Linked DNA regions of Mus musculus: regions 1, 2, 4 and 5 are each linked to region 3. The links are chromatin loops, found by intact Hi-C in ENCODE. Cell type or tissue: heart. All regions are shown on one strand. Region 1 has its middle 25 kb from the start of Hdgfl3. Region 2 overlaps Tm6sf1 (transmembrane 6 superfamily member 1). Region 3 holds the start of Gm32850 (a long non-coding RNA gene). Region 4 overlaps Sh3gl3 (SH3-domain GRB2-like 3). Region 5 overlaps Sh3gl3 (SH3-domain GRB2-like 3).

Region 1 (5,000 bases), 160 kb after region 3:
AAAGCATCTCACTCCCTGTTCTGGTCAGGTGTTCAAAATCAGAGGAGTACAGCTATGTCGTGTTGTCTGTGTTAGGGTATTTCCCCTGACTAAGCTAATAGACGATGTACATTGTCCCTGGTTTCTTAAAACCTTTTTTAGGAACACTTACAGAACACTGCGGTTGGCTTTGTTGTTTGTTGTGTGCATTTTCCTTTGAGATAAAATCTGTGTAGCATAAAACTTACCACTTTAAAGTGTTCTCTTCGATGATTTTCATAGTGCTGTACCACTCTATCTTCCAAATGTTCCAAATGTTCCAAAACGTTTCATCATCCTCAAATAAAACTGTGTCCGCTAAACACTCACTTTTTGGAAATTCCCAGCTCCTACCAGCCCCTAGCAACCACTGATCTACTTCCTGTATCTATGGATTCACCCATTCTTAATACCTCATGGAGATAGATTCATACCATTTGAGGCCTTTTGAAACTTGTTTCCTTCCTGTGTTTAAGGTTCATCCATGTTGTAACGTGTCATTTCTTGATATCACCAGACACTATTCCATTGCATCCACAGAACTCATCTGTTAATTGCATTGATCCACTCATTGGCTAACGGGTATCTTTTGACCCGCTTTACAGCTATTTTAACTGTGAATATTTGTGTACAAGTTTTTGTGTAAATTCATGTTTTTTTTTTATTCTCTTGGGTGTTTACCTATGAGTAGAATTACTGATCATATGTTAACTATATGTTTGAGAACTTGCTAGACTGTTTGAAGGCCCCTGATTCCTAAATGAAGCTTTATACTGGAATCCCCCGTGCAGCTTTTTAAAAGACCAGTTACCCGGTCCGGCCTTCAAAAGTTGTGATGCAGCCTGCCTGGTCATTCTGTGGCCTAGGTGCAAAGCCAGGAAACTCCCCAGCTGATTGTCCCATCCTGGCTCAACAGTTTCTGCTGTAGGCCTGAGAGACCCGGAGATTGTGTCATTAGTCAATAACTCCTGCACTTAACCCCCAAGACAGGAGTTTCAACCCAGTTTGAGCATGTGTTCTGATACACTTGTTTTTCCAGGAATTGTTAAGTGGCTACTTAAGGACACTTCAGAGAAAGGATTCCTACCTGATGCTTTTACACTAGAAATCTGTGTCGTTGGTAAGTTGTGCTTTGAGCCTATTTTGGTACATAGTGGTACAAATTGTACGTGGTGGTACATTTCATAAAGACATTTTCAAATGCATGTCATCTACTTTGGCTGAATTCACCCTCGGTGCCTTCCTCTTTCTTCCTTCTTACTAGGGTCTTTCCTTCCCCCCAATCTCACTTCTAATTTCTTACATGTATGTAAAATATTATTTGATATTTCTACTTTCATGTTTATATATGTAAAGAGTGTGTGTGTGTATGTCTAGATGTCTGTGAGTGTGTATGTTTATGCATCTATATAAAATCTAGGATTCACAAGTGAGAGAAAACATGTAAAATCTGCCTCTATAAGTCTAAGTGTGAATTTTCTCTAATCATAATCATAGTACTTTATCTTTACAGAAGGGCTGGAATACCGAGGTCAAGGGGAAAAGTTATAAAGATACACTGTGGCTTTCCAATCAAAGCTGCTGGCTATTTAGATTATTAGGGAGGAGTGCCCTCTGCCGGAATTTATGGGTTATTGCAATAGGCACTGTGTGCTACTCTGGAGTCCTCCGGATTTAGGAATGTAATTGGAAAGTTTCCTGAGTCTGCCATCCTTGCCCTCCAGTTCTAAGCACAGCTGAGAAAGGACCTGTTCCCTGCACAGTCCCTCTCACAGGAGTTAAGTGCCTTAGATAGAACTTTAATCCAGTGTTCCAGACAACACAGCTTTGTCATTTCCTTGGTGAAACAAAAGCAGAATGGGGAAGTCTGTGTTGTCAGGAACCTATCCTGTTTCCTGCCCTGACCCCTGGCATCACCTTCCACCTCAGCACACCTGGCTGTAAGACCTTAAACATCAACTCTGGAGTTCCCATCTCCTTATCTGTGACGTGGTGGCCCCATAGTGCACGTTGAGGTGTTCTGGGGGAACCTCAGAAATGCCTCGCGTGGCATTATTGAAGGACAGCGAAGAGAATGTAGAGAGAAGCTACTGTGCTGGAGCTCACTCTACTTCATGAGATGGACTTTACTCGATTTCCATCCAATTGCGGTTTTAGGGACTCGGGATTTTTCCTTGGGTTGGGGGGGTTGATGGTTTTTTTTGGGGGGGGTTGGTTTTCAGTTACAGTCCCTAGTGTTGAAACAGGTTTTCACGTAGCTCCAATTGTCCTTCAACTCTTGATGCCCCTGCCTCCACCTCCAAATGCTGGACTTAGAGATGTGTGACATTATAGTCTCCAAGGTTGGTCCTTTTAGGGGTCGTTGTTCTTTGTTTGTGTTCCATGTCTGTTGCGAGAATTCCTTCCATGGGGAGATGTGAACAGTGTCCACCCACTCCTCATAAGGTCCCAGCAACAAACCAAAATATGAATCCACCAAAGTTTACCTGGGGGACTGATGGGCTTATCGGGCTTAGCAACAGCATGTGAATAAAGAGTGTGGGTTACCCTCAAACAGTGGCACTGCAAAGTCCTCAGCAGCATTGATGCTGGCATCTCCTGGTCCCAAGGAAAGAGAATCCTTTCACTTCCCAGTTTATCACCTCCTAAGACTTGAAGTCTCTGAGGCTACAGGCAATGAAGGTAAATTTGAATACAAATGGCTAGGAAGACCCGCTAGAGCCACTGTGGGCACCAGAGGACCTGACAGGACCTCTGTCTTGTCAATGATCATAAGGCAGGCCCTCAGGACCTCTTGCAAGCAGGCACAACTGGTTTGGTGAAAGTGGCAGCTGTTTTGCTCAAAGGGCCACATTCTAGAACACATAACTGCACAGGTACGGTCTACTGTACACTAATTCAATACGGGTGTGTGCCATGCAATGACCTCACCAAGCATTGCCCCTCCTCGGGCATCAATTATCCTTGTGCGGGTGACCTTTGAACTTCCAGTTATCTTGTCATGTATCATAGATTATTCTAGACCATAGTTACTCTACTCCTACCTAACCTCCTACCTTCCCATCTTCCCCTCCCACCTGTTTTTATTCATAGATGCTTTTCAACTTAAGGATTCAGCCATCTTCTTCTAAATCTGCCAGGCTACCGAACTGCACAGGTCTGTCCCACCTTAACTCAACACCCACGTTAGCCTAGCGATACAAAGTCATGCCACACCTTTCCAATATAAAGTGTTGACTGTCTCACTGTATGGGTTCACTTTTGCACCATCATAAAAGGCACAGATCACTAACTATTGTATGGATTGATCCTAAAAAAGGAAAGACTTTTCTCTCCAAAACCATCCAGAAGATGACCTCTAAAGTCCAGGTTTCTCTGACTCCTGCCCCCTGCTCCCCTCTTCCCTGTTTGTCAAGCTGTGCTGTAGAGAACAGTGAGAGCAAGGGTGACCTAGTTTACAGTGAGCTGCAGTCAGTTGCTCAGTGTACTGATGACACCGGCTAAAATCCGTTTCCTAACAAGCTCTATAACTTGTCATACACCGAGGTTCACTCTGCATCTTCTATGAAGAGATTGGTTCAGCCAAATGCAACCTCGTTGGAGCTGGTCAGGAAGACCTGTGACTATACCTTGTTCAGGGGAAGCTGACGCAATCCTTTGAAAATCATTTCTAAAGTTTCACGTGTAAAATGTGACACCTCCCCTATCCCAGGAATGGGGAGGAGGCTCAGTAGACATTCACATTTAAAATAGAAGAGCCCAGGAACAGAGAGGTGGTTCAGAGGATACAGTGCTTGTCATACAAGCATAAAACTAGAGTTCAAATCCCGGCACCCATGTAATGCCGGGTGCGTCTCAGTTCCCACAAGGTGTCAAGAGAGAATAACTCCCTAGAATTGCACACACACACACACACACACACACACACACACACACACACACAAAGAGAGAGAGAGAGAGAGAGAGAGAGAGAGAGAGAGAGAGAGAGAGAGAGAGAGAGAGAGAGAGACCCTGGTCGGATGCTACTCAATGGTAGATAGAGTACCTGCCTAGCATACACAAAGCACTGAGCTCAGGTCCCAGCACCAGAAGAAAGTAAGAGATCTGACACAATGTCCACCCAAATTCTAGACATTGAAGCTGGGCTCCCACTCTGTAACAGTACTTGTGCCTTCCTTCATCAGTGGATTTGCATGCCATGTGTGTAGACGGCTGTTGTTGCTCAGCCTTCCACTGGAGATGCTGCCTATTTTCTTCCTAATGTTAAAATCTGAGAAGTGAAGTCTGCTGGGTTCATACAACGGGTGAGATTTTTAAATTCTCACCGAGTCTGGTAGAATTTTTTGAATCAACAGTAGCTCCTGGGGAAAACCCACTTTTCATATACTTGAGAGGTCCCAGGCTCAGAGCTCAGGAATGAACTAAGCTAACATCACTGTTTCATGATTAATTGTAAACTACCAAATAATTCCTTGGGCTTTTGGAAAGCACCAAATAATTTGCAGGGCACTTCACATGAGCCCCTCCAGGCATGTACTCAAGAATCAACAGATCCAGGACTGTAAACCCAGTCAAAAGCCCATGGCTAGGAAGGTCATAGGCCCTAGTTGGGAACTCATTATTGTTTTTTAGATAAATTGGCATGATACAAAACTACAATCTAAATATCCATGTTTATACTCATAGACAGCCACTCCTCCCATTCTTAATCAGAGAAGCATGCCTTTGCAGTGGATGCAGACTCCCAGCTGCTCGAGATACTTAGCAGACATGATGGTTGAGCACTCAGCCCTAAGCAGGGCATGTATACAGCCTCCTCTGATGTTCAGGGAACACTACAGAAGAGGAAGCAGAAAGAGTGTCAGAGCCAGAAGATAGGGGGAAGAGCTGCAAAATGCTATTTTCAGGACATAACCTAGCCATTGCAGACAGGATTTCACAGCAGCTGGGATTGCTTGCACTGGGTCAGCAACAAGACTGGG
Region 2 (5,000 bases), 250 kb after region 3:
GCTGCTCTAATCTCAGTGATGGCCAGATGTCCCTTCAACTGATAACCCAGAAACAACACCACACCAGAGGCTGAGAGGAATCCAAAAGGAGGGGACAGAGTGGTGAGCACTGTACATTTTCTGCTCTGCTGCAGCCCCTAATGGAGCCAGGCCAATGATTAGTCTCAGAATGCCACAGGAAGACAGACAAGACCAAGCTGAAGCATGACACAGGAAGTGGGGGTCAGCTCATGGGGCACACTGCAGCTTCCAGGGACAGAACTGAAAGACCTTCTCTAACCTCAGGCCACACTGAGGATGGGGAAGCTCAGGCTGTTTGGAAAGAGTCCATAGGCAAAGCCTGCCTCCTGGGCTCAAAAGAAGCCATGGAAGCCATAGTGGACAGAGAGTGAGAATCCAACCAAAGCCGCTGGTTACTTTTGCAGTTGGTGTGATGCAAGGAATTCTGCTGCGGGAGTTCCCCCAAAGAGCCCATGTGCTGTGAGATACAGCTAGTTTGTCACAGCAAAGGGTACTGGTACCCCCAAAACAGCAACTGTCACAAAATCTTACCTCATTTCTTTAATAACACAGTCATGCTCCCAGAGGGGCCAGCCACACAGATTTGAGGGGTAACCCAAATGTGTGTGTGTGTGCGCAATTTCCCAAGCCCTGGGGCCACACCTGAACTTGAGGCGAAACTCTGACCTGAGACCAGAAGAACCATGGAAGTACAAGGTGCTTGACTTTGGCTCCTTGTGAACCTGAGTTCAGATCCCTAGCGCCCAAATGAAAAGCCGAGACTGGTGTTGTGCACCAGGGGGAAGGCAGAGACAAGGAAGACCCCAGGGGCTTGCTGGCCAGCCAACCTAGCCAAAATGGCGAGCTCCTACCTCAGCGAGATACCCTACCTCTAACTATAAGATGGTGAGCCAACAAGGTGGCTCAGTGGGTAAAGGCCTCTGCTGCCAAGCTGGCAACCTAAGTTAGGTCTCCAGGGTGCAAGGAGAGACCCCAGCCTTGTGTAAATTAACCTCCACCTGCCTATCATAGCAAACACACACATACACGTTTTGTTGTTGTTGTGTGTTCATTTATTTGTTGAGACAGGGTCTCACTTTGTAGCCCTAGCCTGGAACTCACTCTGTAGACCAGGCTGGCCTTGAACTCACAGATCTGCCTGCCTCTGCCTCCTGAGTGCTGGGATAAAAGTGTGAGCCACCACACCAAGAGAGATTCTGTCTGAGCTGCCACAAAAAAAAAAAAAGAAAAAAAAAAAGCAATAGAACAAAACAAACCAGTGATTCAGGGAAATACAGCTTTGTTCAGCTCATCCATTCTCGCCCTGGCGTGCCCTCGCGTACTCGCCTCTGTGCATGCACTGTCCTTACATACCCCTTATGAGTTGCAAAGGATAGCACAGCCAGGAGAGCTAACTTACTCCCAGGCTATGGCGGCCACCATCACTAGGTACATCAGGTAATGAACAGAGCCATCCCAGTAGCAGATCATGTGCCCATAGGCCGTGTTCAGATACGGTTCACCCTAAGGAAAGCATTAAAAAGACATGTTAAGGAAGACTCGGATCTTTACATTGCAAATAAAACAACAGAGCTAAATGCTGTTCATTTGCTGAGATGAAACAGCCTCCGTGCAGTTGGTAGGACTGTGAAAATATGTCTTTACCCTAGGGCTGCCAAAACCAGGGTCTGCCATGGCGCCAGACAGGAGAATCTCTGACAGATTGGCATCTGATGGCTCAGCAAAGGTTTGTACAACAACACAAAGGCATCAGATGGCTGTGTGGGCAATCCCAGCCAGCTGGAGCAAGGCCAAACCTGAGCCTGCAGGTGCTTGGCCTTCGCACAGAGGGGCAGCCCAGGAAGGCCCTGTTCACTGGTGCCACCTGCTGGCCGTAACCACTCATGCTGCGCTTGTGGGCTGGGCAGTAGTGAGGAGCTGCCTGGGCCCAATTCCGTGGGTACACCCAGGCAGCCCTGAGCTCAGCTTCCTATCTACCCATTATTCCCGAAACAGGCTTGTGGGTTGGTCAGGACTGACTGTCCTGAGAGGAGGAAATGTGTTTCAAAAGCTTTAAGACTTGCCTAAGGTCACATAGCTAACACAGAACCACATTTCTGAGATATTATTTGTTTCATGAATACAAGATTATATGATGAACTATGTATACTTCCCTCCCCCCAGGTAGTCTTGTTTCCGGGTCCCCTCAGGGGACTTGGGTTCTCCGATGGTGTTTTCTCTCTTCCTTCTCCCAGGTTAGTGCCCTCCCAGGTTGTTTCTAATGTATCCCTAAAATACCTGCAGTCCTTTCTCTAACTAGGAAAGGTCTGAGCAGCCAAACTATGCCAAACATCCAAGCAGGCATTCTCTGAAATGCCGTGGTTCCCCTGGGGTAAGGAAAGCAGCCTTTTGCCCAAAGTCAAATCAAATTCAATCACAATGGGGGAGGAAGCCACACCCAAACTCTAGCCCAAAGCCTGGCTGCCCTTTTCTCTCACCTTGGCATTCACTGCATAATTCCAACTTATTTCATGGCTCCAGTCATTCCTACCTACACACTCAACTCTGTGAGCCAGCACTGGCCTCCTCTGAGAGCTTGACTGACCCCCGTGGGCCCTTCAAACTCACCTGAACTCCTTCAGCCAAGCTCCAACTGCCTCTCCCTTCAGCCAAGCCCTTCCTGGCCTCTCCACACAGGGCTCAGGCAGCTCCAAGCTCTGCTGTGCAGACTTTGGACAAATCTCACCAATGTTGTGTCTATGCTGTCAGCTCAGGCGATCTTCCCTCTTCATCACAGTAGGCCTTCAGAGTCACGCAGAGAACCACGGCTACATTCCAAATGGACATCACCTCTCCCCGCTTCCCACACTCCCACTGCGGGCCCACAAGCCCCATCTCTTCTACTCGGTCCTCGGGTCTTACCACTGTTGCACCCCAGTTTCCTTTCTTGTAGCTATTTGCCCCGTTTCTTGTCAACCTCACCAGGTAGATATCTTGCCCCTGACCAGCAGCCTCCCTCCTGAAGACCCCTCCTCTGGGCCCATTGGCCCCTCTCTGGGCTTCCCTTCTGCCTCTGTCTGCCGACCATGGCCCATTTCCAAAGCTCCTCCCCTTCTGACCAGTCTCCAGAGTTTGAGCATCTCTTCATCACTGCCTGTGGGAGCAATTCTCTTCTTGGACTTCTAAGTTTCAACTATATTTGGGTAGCTCTTGAGCCTCTGTAACAGAACCATCATTCAAAGGTCCAGACCTGCCCAGACCCGCCATCTGGGGCATTGGTAGATGTCCTTCAAGCACTCAAGACTCCAAACATTCCCAGATGAGCTCTGCATCACTCTGCAAACATTCCTAGGCCCCCTAGGGGGGCCCTAGACACTGGGCCTGCTCTCCAGACCTTTGCCTAAGCTTTCCCTTTGCCATAGAAGGAAGGCCTTTCCCTTCCTTTCACCATGCAGAAGTGTGTGTGCTCCTCTCCCATGGCCATTCAGAAATTCTGTGGAAACAACAGCAACTCAAAGAGGCCCTCCTGGCCAGCCCCAGAGCCCATCCATCTGTATGGAGAGTGTGCCTTTGTCATAGAGAGTATGCCTCTGCCATCACACCCAGGGCAAGGTCGTCCTCCCTTCACATTGGACAGTGAACTCTATTTTTTTTTTTAAAGATGTCTTCATTTTTATATATGTGAGCACACTGTCGCTATCTTCAGACACACCAGAAGAGGGCATCAGATCCCATTACAGATGGTTGTGAGCCACCATGTGGTTGCTGGGATTTGAACTCAGGACCTCTGGAAGAGCAGTCAGTGCTCTAACCACTGAGCCATCTCTCCAGCCCCAGACAGTGAACTTTAAAGGCAGGAGACAAGGTTAGATTCAATGACTCTCCACAGAACGTGGCTCCTCAAGCCTCCAGCATAGTAATTCCAGCATTCTAATAAACCTCAAAGCAGGAACCAGGACGTCCTCCCCAGCGGTCCTCTCCATCACTCCCCACCCCAACTCGACCCCCAAATCCCAATCCCTGAAACTCAGTCCTCTGTTTGCCCTGCGCTGCCTCTGGCTAGCTCTATGCCCTCGCTGGCCTTGAAGAAGCCACCTTAGGGATGTCCCACCTCATGGCATGGCTCCATGCCTACAAACTTGCCTTCTTCCCTGATTCAAACTCTCCTCACACACACTCCTGGGGAGACATATAAACTCCCCATCATTTGAAGCACAGAAAGATAATAGACAGCACTGTTTTCATCTCTATGCCTTACTCTCCACGCGACCTTAAGCAAGTCACTTGGCCACTCTGGGACTGGATTTGACCCACTCTAAATTAGAAAACAAGACTAGTTTCCTCGAGTGCTATGATTTGGTTGGTAGGGACTTCCAAAAGCTTAAGTAAGTACCTTGATATTATTATTATTATCATTACTTTTGATACAGGGTCTCACACTGTAGTCCACGCTGGCCTAGAACTCCCCATGTTGTCAGACTGCCCTCAGACTTGCAGCAATCCTCCTGCCTTAGCTTCCCAAATGCTGAGATTACAGGTATCCTGATTACAGGTAGGCTGGTTAGGGACTCCCTGAGATTACAACCCAGTAACAGAAACCCAAATACTAAATCCATGTAGAGTTCTTCACTTAAAGGGAAATGCTAGCTCACACCTTGGTTCTGGAGTGAAGGCGCTGTGAAGAGAGAGTGGTCTCCCGGGCCTCTGTTTTCTGTGGCTGGCTTTCCATCTGCCTGCTTGGTGACTGAGGAAACACACTCCAACAGCAGCCTGCATTTGAGCCACCCACTCATTGAGCGACCCTTGAGCAACCAGCGTACCTCTCTCAAGTAGTGCGTCATGAATCCATCAATGATGCCATCTTGCTCCAAGCCTATGATAAGGTTCACCACACTGGTAAATCCAAACACTGCATACACTAGAACAAAGAAAGGAGAGGTGAAAATGCGTGCCATAGGAGACAACCAGGACGGGACATCCACTAGGTGTCCCAGAAGATT
Region 3 (5,000 bases):
CATTAGTATGTAGGCTTTTTGTTATTTCTATTGTTGTTGAAGTCCAGCTTTAATCCATGATGGTCTGATAGGATAAAAGGGGTTATTTCAATTTTCTTGTATTAGTTGAGGCTTACTTTGTGAATAAGTATAAGGTCAGTTTTAGAGAAGGTTCCATGTGGTGCTGAGAATGTATTCACTTTTGTGTTTCAGTGAAATGTTCTGTACATATCTGTTAGATCCATTTGATTCATAACCTCTGTTAGTTTCATTTTTTTCTCCATTTAGTTTCTGTCTCAATGACCTCAATTGGTGGGAGTGGGGTGTTGAACTCTTCCACTATTAATGTATGGGATTTGATGCTCTAGTAATGTTTCTTTTACAAATGTGTGTGCCTTTATATCTGGGATACAGCTGTTCAGAAATGAAATGTCATCTTGGATTTTTCCTTTGATGAGTACGAAGTATCTTATATCTCTTTTGATTACTTTTGGTTGAAAGTCTATTGTACTAGATATTAGAATAGCTACTCTAGCATCTTTCTTGGGTCCATTTGCTTGGAAAACCTTTTTCTAGCCCTTTACTCCCAGATAATGTATATCTTTGTTGCTAGGATATGTTTCTTTTATGCAGCAGAATGATAGGTCCTGTTTACGTATTTATTCTATTAGCCTATGTCTTTTTATTGAGGAATTAAGACTGTTGATGTTGAGGTGGTCTTTTGTTGTTCATGTTCTTGCACTGGCCTGGTAGTCCCTGATGCCTCTGGGGCTGCAGGTAGATCTGGTTGTCCCTGGTGGTTGCAGGCCTTTGTTTGTCCTGAGTGGGCAGCAGCAGGCCTCCATGGATGTAGGTGGAGTTGTGGCAGCAATGGAGTGCAGTAGAGGCAGGGCAGAGCTTGCCATTGTTGGGTTTGCCCAGAGGAAGCAACAGACAGGGGATTGGAGATAGGGGCCTTACCTCGTGATCACTGGTGTCTGTGGTGGTCTGGGATTGTGGTTAGAGGTATGAAATCAGAAAGCAGAGTGCAAAGGCATCAGGGAAGACCTCACAGCTGCTGGCCTTATCAGAGACCCAGCAGGTAGAAGTTTGGAGCTTGGGGAACTCACCTGGTTGGCCCTGGCAGGAACAGGTCTCCAGAGATGCAGGCAGAGCCATGGCCATGGAAATGGAGTGCTGAGCAGACCATATGAAAACTTTTTAAGAGACAAGAAATCATTAAAATGAAAAATTACTTTTGGAATCATTTAAATTGTAATTTTTTATGTAGTCTCTGGTATGCAAAATTCAAACATAACTATCGCCACCAAAAAGTGGCAAGCTTTCCTCCTCTTCTTCCTCTTCTTCCTCTCCCTCCTCCTCCTCCTCCTCTCTTTCTTCTTCTAATTAATGCTCATTTTCTATGTCTGGAAGGTCCACATTATTTTCATGACAACCTAACAAAGCAATTACATCTACACAACAAATTACATTAAGTCATTCCCTATTAATACACAGCTAAGAAGCCCACTCCAAAATGTCCATAACTTAAGTAATACTGTCTGTCTTTTAAACATGTTTTTAATACTACTTTTATATACCAGGTATAGTTCCTTAGGCTGAACTCTGAGGTGTAAATTAGCACATCAAAGTATTTGAATAATCCTAAGTGTAACTCATGAGATACACACACACACATACACGTGTGTGTGTACAGTTTTAATCACTCTGGTGTTACATGCTCATTTAAAGAAGGAAAAATGGTAAATAAGAGGGTGAGGATAAAGAACGATGAGTCACAGCACTTGGGAGGCAGAGGCAGGAGAATCTCGGTGAATTCTAGGCCAGCCTCTCTACATAATGAATTCCAGGATACAGAGTCCTGTATCTTCCATTTGCCTTGAGCAAAACTCCAAATCATTAAAAAGCTGGTCAGCCTCTGGCCTGATACAAGTTCTGGATTTCTGCTCTTGACCACAGTGGAAAGTTGAGTTCCAGTATTGATGTCTTAAATTGACCCTGCAGTGTTAACTATGACCTCTCAATCCCTAGCTTTGTCTCTTTTTCTCAGGAGACACCCCAGGACTTTGATCCACCACAGGTCAGCTGTTTAGCTAAGGCAGACCTAGAAGTTTCTCCTCTTGGAACCAATGTCTTCACATAGCTTCACATAACTTCAAGCTCGCTCTGAGAATATGGCGCCTTTGTGTTCCTTGAACCTTCATACACCACCCGCCCCCTTTTTACACATCTGGGGAAGATGAGTGTCCCTCAGTGAGGTAACAGGACATGATGAATCCCAGATGTCAGACATGCTAACTTGCCTTGAACTTGCAAGATCACAACTAGGAACAAATGCATAGATTTTCTTCACTTATTGATTTATGTGAAGCTGAGAGGGAAACCAGTGGTCAGTCAGTGAAAAGCTAGAAAGAGTTTTCATTTTAAAGGGTGGAGAAACACCTGAAAAGTTTTAGTTCACCTCAGCAGTTAAGGCAAACTCACTGACCAGTGAGTGTAGCCATTTATAACACAGGATGTTGTCCCCTGAACTCTATAAGTATTCAGTTCCAAGTCTGAGTCCTATGTAGTTATAATTGCCCTCTGTCCATTACAGCTGCTATCTCTCTTTTCCATATTCCCCCAAGCATGGTTTATTTTTCATTTCTAACAAATAGATGCCTACAGTTTGTGATGGGGAGTCTGTCCCTGCTGATGGTGCATAAGATGGTGCTGCCATCTGGTGGTAGTCCTGGGAAGTGACAAAGGCAAGCAGGAACCCCAAGCATTTAAAGTCGTTCATAGTTCAAAGGTATTTGGAGGTGCATGTTGTTTGAGAAAGGGCCTCATGGAGCCTTCAACATGCTATGTGGCAGAGGATGACCTTGAACTCCTGATCTCAAGTATGGTGCAAGGCTGGGGGTAGCTGTGGTAATTAAGTCTTTAAGAACATGCAAGCCCCTTAGTTTGACCCAGTAGCTCACTTGAATGGAGTTGATGTCAAACAAACATAATGTGTTTGCCATCTGGGTCTGAGTTATCTCACTCCGTATAATTTTTCCAGATTTGTCCACTTATTTTCAAATTTCACGACTTCACTTCTGTTGGTAACTGAATAAAATCCCTCTGTGTCTACGTACTCCATGTCCCTTACCCATCTGTCTAACAGGCACAAGCAAGCGTCTCTGTAGTGTGGTGCAAAGGTCTTTGGGGACATGCCCAGGAGTAGAACAGCTAGAAGTGACTGGCTATCTTCATAACAGTCTTGCCACCGTGGCACCAGTGGCCAGGCGTGTCTTACCTGGCAGGTGGTGGGTGTAACTAGCTTGCAGGGTCCAACCCTGGCTGACACCATTGGTCCTAATGCGTCTCCTGCACCTCCCAGCACCACAAAGCCAGCCAGCGGGAGGTTTCTGAGAAATGTGTAGACTGATTCCAACATGGCTACACTAGTTTACATTCCTACCAACAGTGATAGTGACTCCCCATTCCTCACACCCACGCTGGCATCTGCTGTCATTTGTATTGCGCTGGATGGCCATTCTGACTGGAGCGGAGACTTAGACATGAGATGAAACTTGAAGTTTTCTTCTGCATTGCCCTGGTGACTAAGGAGATTGAACACTTTTTAGAACTTTCTGACCAGTCCAATGGTCCTTTTTTTTTTTTCTCAAAAAGTTCTTATAGATTTATGTATGTATGTATGTATGTATGTATGTATGTATGTACACTTTCTTCATTTATGTATGTATGTATGTATGTATGTATGTATGTACACTTTCTTCATGCACACCAGAAAAAGCCATCATATCCCATTACAAGTGGTTGTGAGCCACTGTGCAGGCTGGTTTTGTGTGTCAACTTGACACAGCTGGAGTTATCACAGAGAAAGGAGCTTCAGTTGGGAAGTGCCTCCATGAGATCCAGCTGTGGAGCATTTTCTTGTTTGGTGATCAAGGCAGGAAGTTCTACTGAGGGTGATGCCATCCCTGGGCTGGTAGTCTTGAGTTCTATAAGAGAGCAAGCTAAGCGAGGCACTTCCTATAAAGCTGGCAATGCTCTCTGTCTGGTCCTGCTAGCTACGAGTTCACCATGGCTGTTAGTCACATAAGAGATGGACTAGCTGAGACTCTAAATTTCTAACTTTACATAATTTCAATTAAATGTTACCAGCATCACATGACCAGTGGCTGCTGATGGACATCCCAGCTCCCAGAGGTCAAGGGGTCAGCTTGTTTTATTCACTACAGTGTTCTTGATACTGAAGAGAGCAGACGTCTCCGAGCTACTCAGTCATTGTAGGTGCTCACCTAATGAATCGATAAACAACAGGGAGGGGGGACCAGAAGTAATGGATTCGATTTAATAAGAAGTTGGGGTGATGCATAAGTGGAATGATGCTAAAATTAGTCGGAGCAGAAGGTCCAGCACATAAAATGTCACCATCATGTTGTGTATTCAAGGTGAAGAGAGCCATGGTCCCATGAGTACTGACCCCCATGGTGTGATTAGAGTTGGCTTTGCAGCCAGAGGTTTATCTAATCCTGACCTGACGGTAGGCTGAGGGTGGAGTTCCCATAGAGACCTGCAGGCAGGGAGTTCACAGCAAGTGTTTCCGGTCACTCCCACCGGAATGTGCGCCTAATCACTATGGGAACCACGGATCCTTAAGAGAACTACGGAGTTGATAACAAAGACCCTACAGCTGTTGCCAGACCCAGGAAAGCTTCGCTGAATGTATGAGACACGTTCACTATCCTTACTATTCACAGCGCAGTTGTGGTTGTTGTATCTGGTCTGTGGTGTCATTGGCAGGATAGGTTCCATCCCCGGAGCCCATCAAGACCATCCTTTTCCTCCCGTCTCTACCCCGGCCTCAAACTGGAATTGTGCTCTGAGAGTACCTGCCACATTCCATGTATAAAACAGGCTAGCTGAGTACATTTAATACAGCAATTCTGAGTTTAGAGGCCATCCTTCCAGAGCTATAGACCTTCTATTTTAAGACAACACATATCAGACTCCTTTCCAAACACAGGAGT
Region 4 (5,000 bases), 150 kb before region 3:
GAACACAGTGTCACGTGTGCAGCAGTGTGAACAGTGTCACATGTGCAGCAGTATGAACATAAAATGCCCTCGAGGATCGCATACTGAGGGTTTGATCCAAAGATAATGGCAAGATTCTGGAACTTCTGGAACTTTTAAGAGACAAAGCCTAGTTTAGAGTCAGTCAGTCACGGGAGGGATATGGGGGAGAGTAAGGCTGTCCTTTCTCTCTCCCTTTCTTTTCCCACCCTACATCTCCTTGCTGACCACTCTAAGTGCCGCATCTGTCACACCATGATGCTCTGTGGCACCACGGTGGAGATGACGGATCCAGCTGGCCATGGTCTGAGACCTCCATCCCTTGAGACGAAGCTCACATTCCTCCTTTTAAGTTGCTCTCTCAGGTGTCTGTCCCAGTACGCTAAAGTCTGGCCAATTCAGGGTCTAAGAACTGTCAAATCCATCAGGCAGTGTCCCAGCTTGCAGACCTTCTATGTTTGATAAGAATTAAAGGGGCCCAGTCATGTTTACCCAGAGCCACAATGATATCCTAGCGGAAAGCCCAGCCATCACCGACCATTCTAAAGCACAGGTCCCAGCCATGACAGGAAGCAGGCATGGCCACAAAGGCCGACTGACCAAGGGTGGACATGAAGTTGGTGGCTAAGAGGTATCAGAACTCTGTGTTCTACATGATTATGGCCTTGGCCCCATGGACGCAGGGCTGGGGGGGAGGAGGGCGATGGATGAAAGCCAAGGTGAGAGTTTTATAAACCACCCACCCTCAGCAAGGACTATTAGCACTTCTTCTCCAACCACGTCACACCCACAGCGTGTTCTGCCAGCAGTGGGCAATGCTGGAGGCTTTTACACTTTAACTGGTCAACAGGAGAGAGAATGTAAGGCCACAAGGACATGGGAAAGACCAGGGAGACCCCTTCCAAGTCTGGCTGCCGTCACCCCTCAAAGAGAAGAAAGATGATCTGCTAGATAGCACAGTGACCAGTGAGTCTCCTCAGCTATAGACCTAACAATGGGAAGGGGGAGCCAGATCTTCACCCGGCACGTGCTGTTCAAGCTCAGCAAACCACAAATGCTGTGGCCTTTAACACCAAGGCTGCTCTCCTGGGCCATCTTCTGCTACAAAGCCACCCCAGGAACAAGCAGCCCTGCTAAGGACTAAGGCTTCATTCAGAGATGGTTGACTGTCTCTCCCTATATGTCAGGCAGGAACATTCTAGAAACTTCCACTGCAGTTAGGGTTTTAGAGCGTGTCATGTGCATTAAAGTCTTCCGTTCGGTTTAAATACTTACATCATTTTCTAAAAAATTAAACATGCTCCTTTCGGCCAACTCCTTTGACTCTTCAAACTTCTCTACTGCTTGTCTGATTTCTTCCTCGGGGATCTTACCTACCCGCCGCTTTTTATAATCATAATCCAGGCGACGGCCTTCCAGCTTTCTCAGGTGGTGCTGAAACGAGAAAGGAAGTCCTCACTCACTAAGTGCTGAGGCTCACACTGTGGCGTGACTCATGCCCGCCATGATGAGGCTCACCGAGGATGGAAGAGGTGTGACTCATGCTGTGGTGTGACTCACACACTGATGAGACTCACACCACAGTATGTGCTTAAGTGCACACACTCTCTTTCTTATGGCTATGTTCCTTGTTCTGGGCCTAGTCCTGCCCGCTGCTGTTTGAGAGCGTGAGAGCTGCGTGCATACGCAGGTGTTTTGGTCTGAGCCGCGCCCATCCTCTCTCCTTTACCTTCCCCCTCCCCCCACCACCAGCATCAATTCCCTTCCCAACTTCACGTGCTCTTGTAAATCCATGGAGGCCACATAGTCAGTTGTGCAAGGACACAGAGCCACCTGCTGGAGAACTCCTCAAGAAAACTGACCCCTCCATCCCCTAGAGGGAGTCCAGTCCTAAGCTATGGGGTGGGATGCTGTGAGCCTCGGCCCCACCCACTCTTCAGGTAGAAACCAGTTACATCCTCTGCTCTGCACCCTCTGTCTCTTGCTGAAGGCCACCCACCCTGCCTAGCATTCGAAACATTTACAGAAGGACACATGATGGGCGAGGGGTGGGCAGCAGGTGAGAATGAGAGTCTGTGTGGAGAATAAGGAAGGATGCAGTGTCCTCGCTCAGGTAACCCTTCCTGTCTCCACAGGACTCCCTTCCCCAGTTCTGTTAACATACACAATGTCTAACCACCCTAACTCTACAAAAAATAAGAATATTTCCATTGCCAATTCCTCCAAAAACGATGATGATGACGATGATGATGTAGCGTGTCAAGGGATTCTCGACAGGTTTGAATACCACAGGGAGAGATCAACACAAGCAGGAAGACTGGACATGGGGGAAGGAAGATGGGTCTTGGTGGGGTGAGAGGGATGGACCTGGGCCCAGTGTGGAGTGGGCATGCTTTTCCTGGGATGGAAGGAAGGGGTGACAGGTGAGGGGATCCAGAGTTGTCCAAATAAGGAGGGGGACCAAAACAGCAGCTTTCATTTCTCATCCAGCCTTCCCGGGTCCTTCTCTGATGCCTTCTGCTTTTAGAATAAACTCTAAATGCAGGTAAAGGCATCTGGAGTTCTCCAGGACTCCCAGGCTTCTCTCCCTCCATAGCTACCTGGTCTTCCCCTGTGCCCTGGGTTCCTAGACATCCTAACCCTGGCCCTTCAGCAAGATGTGCTGCCTATTTACCCAGCCCAGTCATCCTGGACAGCTCCTCGGTGGCCTTTCCTCATCCAGCTATGCGGAGGATGGTGCCCCTCCTCAGGCGTCCCTGCTCTTCTCTCCAGCATTGGTAACTGCTGTTTTCCTACCTCACGTCTATATGCTTCATCTGTTTGTTGCAGGAACACGCCACATAGCCCAAGTTCTCCTTAACTCATGATCTCGGTGGCTACACTCTTAAAACTGTCTGGGTCTGGAAAGATGGCGACAAGACTCAAATGAGTCTGCAGCTGAAGGGAGATGTCAATCAAGTTTGAAGGCAGTGAGCTATTCTCTACAACACCACAAGAGGGCGCCTGGACCTTCAGCGCCGAAGTCTGGCAGTCTGCATTGCTTGGAGCTGGCTTGGAGCTGGCTTGCACATCTGCAAAAGCAGCCGAGCTGAACGAGACCTGGAAGTTCCCACAGACACCCTGGACAAAACAATTTCTTGCAGGTTTCCAGGATAAAACTGCCAGTTTCTAGACAATGATTTTCTCGAGAAAGAATGAAACAGAATGACCACAAGCACACAACCGATACAGTGTGATATTAGCAATCAAATCTACACCCCAAAGTATGATGTCGTTGTGTTATATGAGAAGTGGCTGCAGAAATATGATATTCAGCCTGGCTCGCAGATGACTCAGTGAGACGAAGAACAGGACAGTGACAGCGGAGCCTGCACCTCCACCCAGTCTGTCTGCCAGGAGAAACGGATCCCGGTACTCTCTCAGGAACCCATATAATATAGTAATCGAGTGCAGTTTTCAACCCTCAGATAAGACTGTGTGGTTGCCGAGCCCACGCAGAAACCTTGGTTTTAAGTCGTGGTATCATGATGAGCAGCAGCTGGCACAGGACAGCCAGGAAGACTCACCCCGATCTCCTTTAAATCTTTGTCTTGCAGTAGCTGCAGTGGGTCAATAAAAGTTTGCTTCACATTAATATCCAGAGAGTCTTTCACCTCAGCCATGAGTTTCAGGGCCTCACCAACATCTACCAACGAGTTGCCTTGAACAGAAGAACACAATGATTCCTTCAGAATGACAGTCTAGGTTGGGGTGACACGGACTGTGGTACAGTGAGGCTTCACTCTGAGGCCTCTGCTTCCTGACTCAGAACGAATGGGAAAAGAAGAAAATCTACCCATTTCCTGCATGTGTACCTGTGGCCTGCCCTCTCCCCTGTCCTTAAGAGTGAGTTCGAGGCCAGCCTGGTCTACAAAGTGAGTTCCAGGATAGCCAGGGCTATACAGAGAAACCCTGTCTCGACAAACCAAGAAAGAAAGAAAGAAAGAAAGAGAGAGAGAGAGAGAGAGAGAGAGAGAGAGAGAGAGAGAGAGAGAGAGAGAGAGAGAGAGAGAGAGAAAGAAAGAAAGAAAGAAAGAAAGAAAGAAAGAAAGAAAGAAAGAGGGAAAGGGAAAAGGAAAGGGAAAGGGAAAGGGAAGGGGAAAGGGAAAGGAAAGGAAGAGAGAGGGAGGGAGGGAGGGAGGGAGGGAGGGAGGGAGGGAGGGAGGGAGGGAGGGAGGGAAAGAAAGAAAGAAAGAAAGAAAGAAAGAAAGAGGGAAAGGGAAAGGGAAAGGAAAGGAAGGGAGAGAGGGAGGGAGGGAGGGAGGGAAAGAAAGGAAGGAAGGAAGGAAGGAAGGAAGGAAGGAAGGAAGAAAGAAAGAAAGAAAGAAAGAAAGAAAGAAAGAAAGAAAGAAAGAAAGAAAGAAAGAAAGAAAGAGAGTTGGAGGGTCAAAGCACTTCCCACGTTGGCCATTAGATGGAGACAAAGTTCTTCTGTGGAAAATCAGGTCTGAAAACTGGCACCAAGGGCTCCTTACAAGATCAGAGATAAAACATCTTTGTAACAATGAAGGGATGGATTCGTTTGTGGGGATCTGTGTTAACCAATTCAGATTACAATGGAAAGAAGGCCTCCCTCAGCTTGCCGTGGGGGCGATAGGAAGCCATTCATTGCACGAGGTCCTAAAGTTCTGGAACCTCCCTGGGGTCTTGGGTATCAGGGATGCCCTGTGGACAGGTGGGGTGGTAAGGGATGGTTCTGGGATGTGGACATCTTTAGTGACTTATACCCTAGTATCTTGAGTGTAACTTGCAAGGCCTTTGCCACCCAGTGTCTGTTGCCATGCACAGTGAGGTTGTGGCACCTCTGAAAGACACACCTGGGGACACTGCATGAAATTCAACTATTTTATTTTATTTGAGATCTTCCAAATTGATTTTGTAAAAACATGGGGATGAGATGCACTCAGTTCCTCAGATTAGAAACCTGAGGGGCCCAGCCTGAG
Region 5 (5,000 bases), 140 kb before region 3:
CATCTTCCAACCATCCAGAACTCCAGTTCCAGGAGATCTGGTACTTTCTTCTGACTTTCATAGGTACTGGGCACACACAGTACACATGTATGTGTGTGTTGGTTAAAAATGGGGTCCCAGTCAGGCAGTGGTGGCGCACGCCTTTAATCCCAGCACTTGGGAGGCAGAGGCAGGCGGATTTCTGAGTTCGAGGCCAGCCTGGTCTACAAAGTGAGTTCCAGGACAGCCAGGGATATGGAGAGAAACTCTGTCTCGAAAAAACAAAAACAAAAACAAAAACGGGGTCCCGTGTCTGGCTCACCACGGGTCTAGGGCCACTCATGGAGGCTGATGTGGGAAGTTTGACTGTGCCGCGGACCCCATGCAGCTGCAGCCACTGCCGGGTGGGCGTCAGGCTGTGAGAAGCCGCAGGACTCCGCTCTGGGGATGGGGAAGGCGCAGTCTGAGGTCCCAGTGGATCTGCCAGCGTTGGCTCAGGGTCCCCAGGCCCGCATGGAGGCCGAGGATGACAGTTTCGGGCTTTCAAACATCCCAGACACCGCTGTATGCTTCAGAAGAGCTGAGAACAGAGCGGGGCCCACGGGTGGGCTCTGGCCCAGGGTTGAAGGGAAAAGGACAGGGAGGAGAGCTCCGGCTGGGTCCCGCGGGGAGGGGAGTCCTTGTCTTGCTTAGGCTGGTGGCTTGGTGGTGAGCAGCTTGTCTCAGCTGGCTGCCTTGGCTGAGAGGACAGAGAGGCCTCCGGCATGCTCCTTAGAGGGAGACCTGCTCCATTGCTCCAGCACTGCGGATCCCCCTGAGAAGAGGCAGTCCATGGTTTTAAGGTGTTTATTAAAGAAGGGCAGAGAGAGGGAGAGAGTAGAGAAGTAGAGGCCGGCAATGGCCACAAGGAGAGAGGGGAGAAGGGAATGAGGAGAGAGGGGGAGCAAGAGGGCAGGAGAGAAGCAAGCAGGAAGCAGGAGTAAGTGAGGGAGGAGGGGCAAGCAGTTCCTTTTATAGTGGGCCAGGACTACCTGGCTGTGTTGCCAGGTAACTGTGGGGGTGGAGTCCAGTCAGAATGCCAGGAACTTGGGGCATTGCCATACATGACTAATGGCCACACACCTCTCTGCTGTGGGAAGGGGCTGTGGGAAGCTGTAGCTAGGACAGGACCCAGGAGCCCAGGAGCCCAGGAAGCATGGCTGAGAAGTCACCTACAGGGTCACCAGGGTTTAAAGCCTGTGCTTGACCGGGGACCAGGCTGCCTGTGCACAGCTCACTGCCCCACGTGTGTGTGTGTGTGTGTGTGTGTGTGTGTGTGTGTGTGTGTGTGTAAAATACATGTATATATATTTATATGCAGGCAAAATATACAACACACACACACTATAAAACGACCTGTGGCTATGGCTACAGCCCCTTTTTTTCTTTTGCAATGAGCATTTGTGCTTCCTCCCTCCTCCCTCCAGGCCTTTATGATTTTCCACCTTTTCATTAACAAAACAACAAGACCACTTAGCATCTATTTTTTGTTATTATCTTCTGACTTATCAACCTTTTTGCACTGGTTTCTTTTTAGTTGTGTGTATTATATGTCTGTAAGAGGCTGTGCGCACATGACTGCAGATGCCCTCAGAAGCCACAGTCATGGGATCCCCTAGAGCTGGGCTTACAGGAAGGGGTAGCCTGAGCCCTGGGAACTGAACTGCAATCCTCTGCAAGAGCAGTGCTCCATATCAACCGTCAGGTCCTCTCTCCAGTCCCCATACTAAGCTCTACCTTCTATGTGGAGTGACTTAATTGGCTGATGATCCCCCAGCTGTGGACTCTGTGATGTCCTTGCTTTCTATCAACGCTGATTTCCTGCTAACTGCATCTGAGATGTAGCCATAAGTCACAGGTGCGGAAAGCAAAGTTCTGTCACTTGTCATAATACATAATTCTACTTTTTATTAAAATCTCCTTCAAATGAAGAAGTGACTTCACATTTTCAAAGGAGATTTGTTTTTATTTTATATAAATGAGCATTTGCCTGTGTGTTTGCCTGCTACCCTTGGAGGCCAGAAGAGGGCGCCAGATCCCCTGCAACTGAAGACCGTTGTGGGTCACCCTGTTCCTCTGCAAAAGCAACAGTGCTCTTACACGCTGACCCCTCTCTCCTGCCCCAGGTTCACATTTCTGAGGATCCAAACGTGGCGTTGGGAAGCCATCTTCCCTGTGATGATTTCGTTCTATGGCTTTAAGAAACTTTCCCCGTGAGTCCTCTGTAACTGCAACCAAAGAGCCTGGGAAGAGTGACCACTTCCACCCGGGGGGATGCAGGCTCTACTTATACACAGTCAACGGTATGAATGTTTTGCCCAAACCTTCCTTGAGCCTATGAGAACCGTTGGTCCATCTGTTACTACAAGAGAGGGGAGGGTGGGCAGCTTCTCTGACTTCAGTCTCTTCTCAGGCCTCCTCATAGCTTTTACCTCACAAACTTAGAAGCTATGTCTGATTCAGAACTCTGATACTTTTCTTCATCTTCCTATATTTTTTTAAAGTTCTTCGGGGGGTATTTTGAGGAGATAAAGAGGAAATGGATATATGATTAAGATGCATGCATAAAATTTTAAAGATTACATTAACATGACAATTTTTTAAAGGAAACATTTTTCCTTGCAATGCATTTTTGGTACTGTGCTATCCTCTGATGTTAGCATCGCTCCTTTGTTTCTGCTTAGTAAGCATGTTTGTGGGTTATTATTCCCATTGCCCGGTCATTCTCATGTCATCTTTTAGATGACTCTAATTTCTTCCATAAAGTCCTTAAAGTACTTAGTTTTGTAACATATAATCACCTAACAGCAAGCTCCTCTATCCTATACTACAGTATAGATATTATTTTTGTACTTCTGTCACTACCAATGATTTTTGGAGGGAAAAATCTAAACAGGAATAAACAAAAGGAACCTCAGTCCATCAGCTAAAACTTCACCTGCCCCATCAGGAGTGAAGACATTCCTAAGAAACCCCTCCTGTCTGTCCCCCTCCTGTCCGTCCCCCTCCTGTCCACCACCCCATTGGTTATCTGATACTGGACTTTCCCAGGATGCTATGCTATGTGAGAGGATCCGAGGAAGCCCTGGTGCCCAGCAAAGGAGAAAGCGGTTTCATACCATCTGTACTGGCTTGTTTTGTGTGTCAACTTGACACAAGCTGGAGTTATCACAGAAAAAGGAGCCTCCCTTTAGGAAATGCCTCCATGAGATCCATCTGTGGGGCATTTTCTCAATTAATGATCAAGGATGGAAGGGCCCATTGTGGGTGGGACCATCTCTGAGCTGGTAGTCCTGGGTTCTATATGAAAGCAAGCTAAGCAAGACAGCGGAAGCAAGCCAGTAAGTAACATCCCTCCATGCCTCTGCATCAGCTCCTGCTTCCTGACCTGCTTGAGTTCCAGTCCTGACTTCCTTTGGTGTAGAAGTGTAAGCCGAATAAACCCTTTCCTCCCCAACTGCTTCTTGGTCATGATGTTTGTGCAGGAATAGAAACCCTGACTAAGACCCCATCTGACAACTTAAGATCCACCTTTCAGAAGAGATGAAGCAGAGACAGAGGCAAAGTTGGGGCCAGGACCTGAAGCAGCACGGCCTAGATTAATTACCCATGCCTCAGCCACACCCTGACCAGCGCTGCCTCGTTATACACGCCTCAGCCTACTATTGAAATCAGAGCCTCCTTTCACATGGAATGTTCGTGTGTTTCTCTTGGTGCAGACGGGGCTACACTGAATAAGCTGCTCTGCCCAGGTTTGCCCTGCCACCTGCCTCTTTAACGGGCTTGTTGAGAACAAGCAGGTCAGGATACAGGAGCTGATGCAGATGCCATGGATGGGTGTTACTTACTGTCTGAACCCAGCTTGTCAGAGCTGCCAGCGCCCAGACCTTGACTCTAAACCCAATAACATAACTCCAGATGTTTGTTTTTAAGTATAGCATATGAATTGAATAATCTAGTTGGTAAAGAAGCCATATACATCCTATCATTATATATATTAATAAATTTAAAAATCAACTTTAGATATGTCAATGATATTAACATGTTGAAAGGGTTTTCAATGCACAGAATTTCTTTTTTCAAAATCAAACACAAAATAAGCTTCTCTTCTTAGGGTCTTAACACTTCTAGGAAACCGGGCGTGGTGGCGCATGCCTTTAATCCCAGCACTCGGGAGGCAGAGGCAGGCGGATTTCTGAGTTCAAGGCCAGCCTGGTCTACAAAGTGAGTTCCAGGACAGCCAGGGCTACACAGAGAAACCCTGTCTCGAAAAAACAAAACAAAACAAAACAAAAAAAAAACAAAACAAAAAACAAAAAAAAACACCTCTCGGGCACTTCCTGGAGGAAGGCTGGCCAGGTCCTACCTACATTAAAGAGAATGCCCTCCCAACCCACACCCAGAGCGGGCTTTCCCCCAACCTGCACTGCCGGCCACACCCAGGCCCCCAGCTCCGGTCTGAGGAATCTAATCGTTAGGACAAGCTCTGCTCAAAGGGCCCAAGACAAAGGGGAGGAAGCAGAGCAGTGTGGACCCAGCTCCGACTGCACCAGAGCCACTCTCCAGGTAGATGACCAGGGGACAGGACAGGGGACAGAGTCTGCAGTCCATCATTGGAGTGCCAAGCCAGGAACACTCTTCTAAATTATTTCATCTGCATATATGATTCTAGATGCCCCCATGTGAGGCCAGCCGGGCACACATACTTATCTCTGTATCACAGCTGATATGTCGGTTCTAATGGCAGAAAAGTATTTGCTGTGCAGCTGCTGAAACAGATGGGAACAACAGCCTAGATTACCAAATGATAAATCAGTTGTTATAAATCGGAAAAGCCTTGTCACACAAGCCTTGAGACACAGTTGACTCTCTAAGACATATGAGCACCATTTGGCCCTGGAGTTGTTGCCAAGGCCCACATGTTATGCATTCTGACAGCTGGCCACTAGGGGAACCAGTTAGTCACATTCCGTTTCCTTCCT

The links. A loop is a pair of places that touch in the nucleus more often than their neighbours do. Peaks named below come from ENCODE experiments on the same cell type or tissue, not always from the same donor. Only the 100,000 strongest peaks of a DNase experiment are listed, where the experiment ranks them.
Region 1: a loop joins it to region 3, with 5 times the contacts of the local background. A loop is called at or near these places in 38 of 42 quality-filtered maps.
Region 2: it touches region 3 in a loop (2.8-fold over the local background); 6 of 42 quality-filtered maps call a loop at or near these places.
Region 4: it touches region 3 in a loop (7-fold over the local background); 39 of 42 quality-filtered maps call a loop at or near these places.
Region 5: a loop joins it to region 3, with 10 times the contacts of the local background. A loop is called at or near these places in 39 of 42 quality-filtered maps.

Annotation. Positions count from the first base shown.
Region 1 is chr7:81,956,546-81,961,545 of GRCm38, reverse strand. No RefSeq gene overlaps it. Among named protein-coding and RNA genes, the nearest start is that of Hdgfl3, 25 kb to the right of the region's middle. In heart, no CTCF peak of the experiment used is centred here; no DNase peak of the experiment used is centred here; H3K27me3 peaks cover 883 bases.
Region 2 is chr7:81,865,165-81,870,164 of GRCm38, reverse strand. It overlaps Tm6sf1 (transmembrane 6 superfamily member 1), which reads right to left. Exons shown (of 10, transcript NM_145375.4): 3 at 4,821-4,918; 4 at 1,421-1,524. Among named protein-coding and RNA genes, the nearest start is that of Tm6sf1, 8.7 kb to the right of the region's middle. In heart, a CTCF peak has its summit at 1,887 (motif pointing left); a DNase peak (open chromatin) is centred at 1,884; H3K27ac peaks cover 58 bases.
Region 3 is chr7:82,119,653-82,124,652 of GRCm38, reverse strand. It overlaps Gm32850 (a long non-coding RNA gene), which reads right to left and starts at 4,648. Exons shown (of 4, transcript XR_882272.2): 1 at 4,508-4,648; 2 at 3,461-3,566; 3 at 1,089-1,175. In heart, a CTCF peak has its summit at 2,702 (motif pointing left); a DNase peak (open chromatin) is centred at 2,702; H3K27me3 peaks cover 249 bases.
Region 4 is chr7:82,272,579-82,277,578 of GRCm38, reverse strand. Sh3gl3 (SH3-domain GRB2-like 3) reads right to left here. Exons shown (of 9, transcript NM_017400.7): 5 at 3,585-3,718; 6 at 1,294-1,452. Among named protein-coding and RNA genes, the nearest start is that of Gm32903, 19 kb to the right of the region's middle. In heart, CTCF peaks have their summits at 3,007 (motif pointing right) and 4,484 (motif pointing right); a DNase peak (open chromatin) is centred at 3,098; H3K27me3 peaks cover 833 bases.
Region 5 is chr7:82,260,404-82,265,403 of GRCm38, reverse strand. All of the region lies in intron 2 of Sh3gl3 (SH3-domain GRB2-like 3), which reads right to left. Among named protein-coding and RNA genes, the nearest start is that of Gm32903, 7.0 kb to the right of the region's middle. In heart, CTCF peaks have their summits at 2,042 (motif pointing right) and 4,955; no DNase peak of the experiment used is centred here; H3K27me3 peaks cover 944 bases.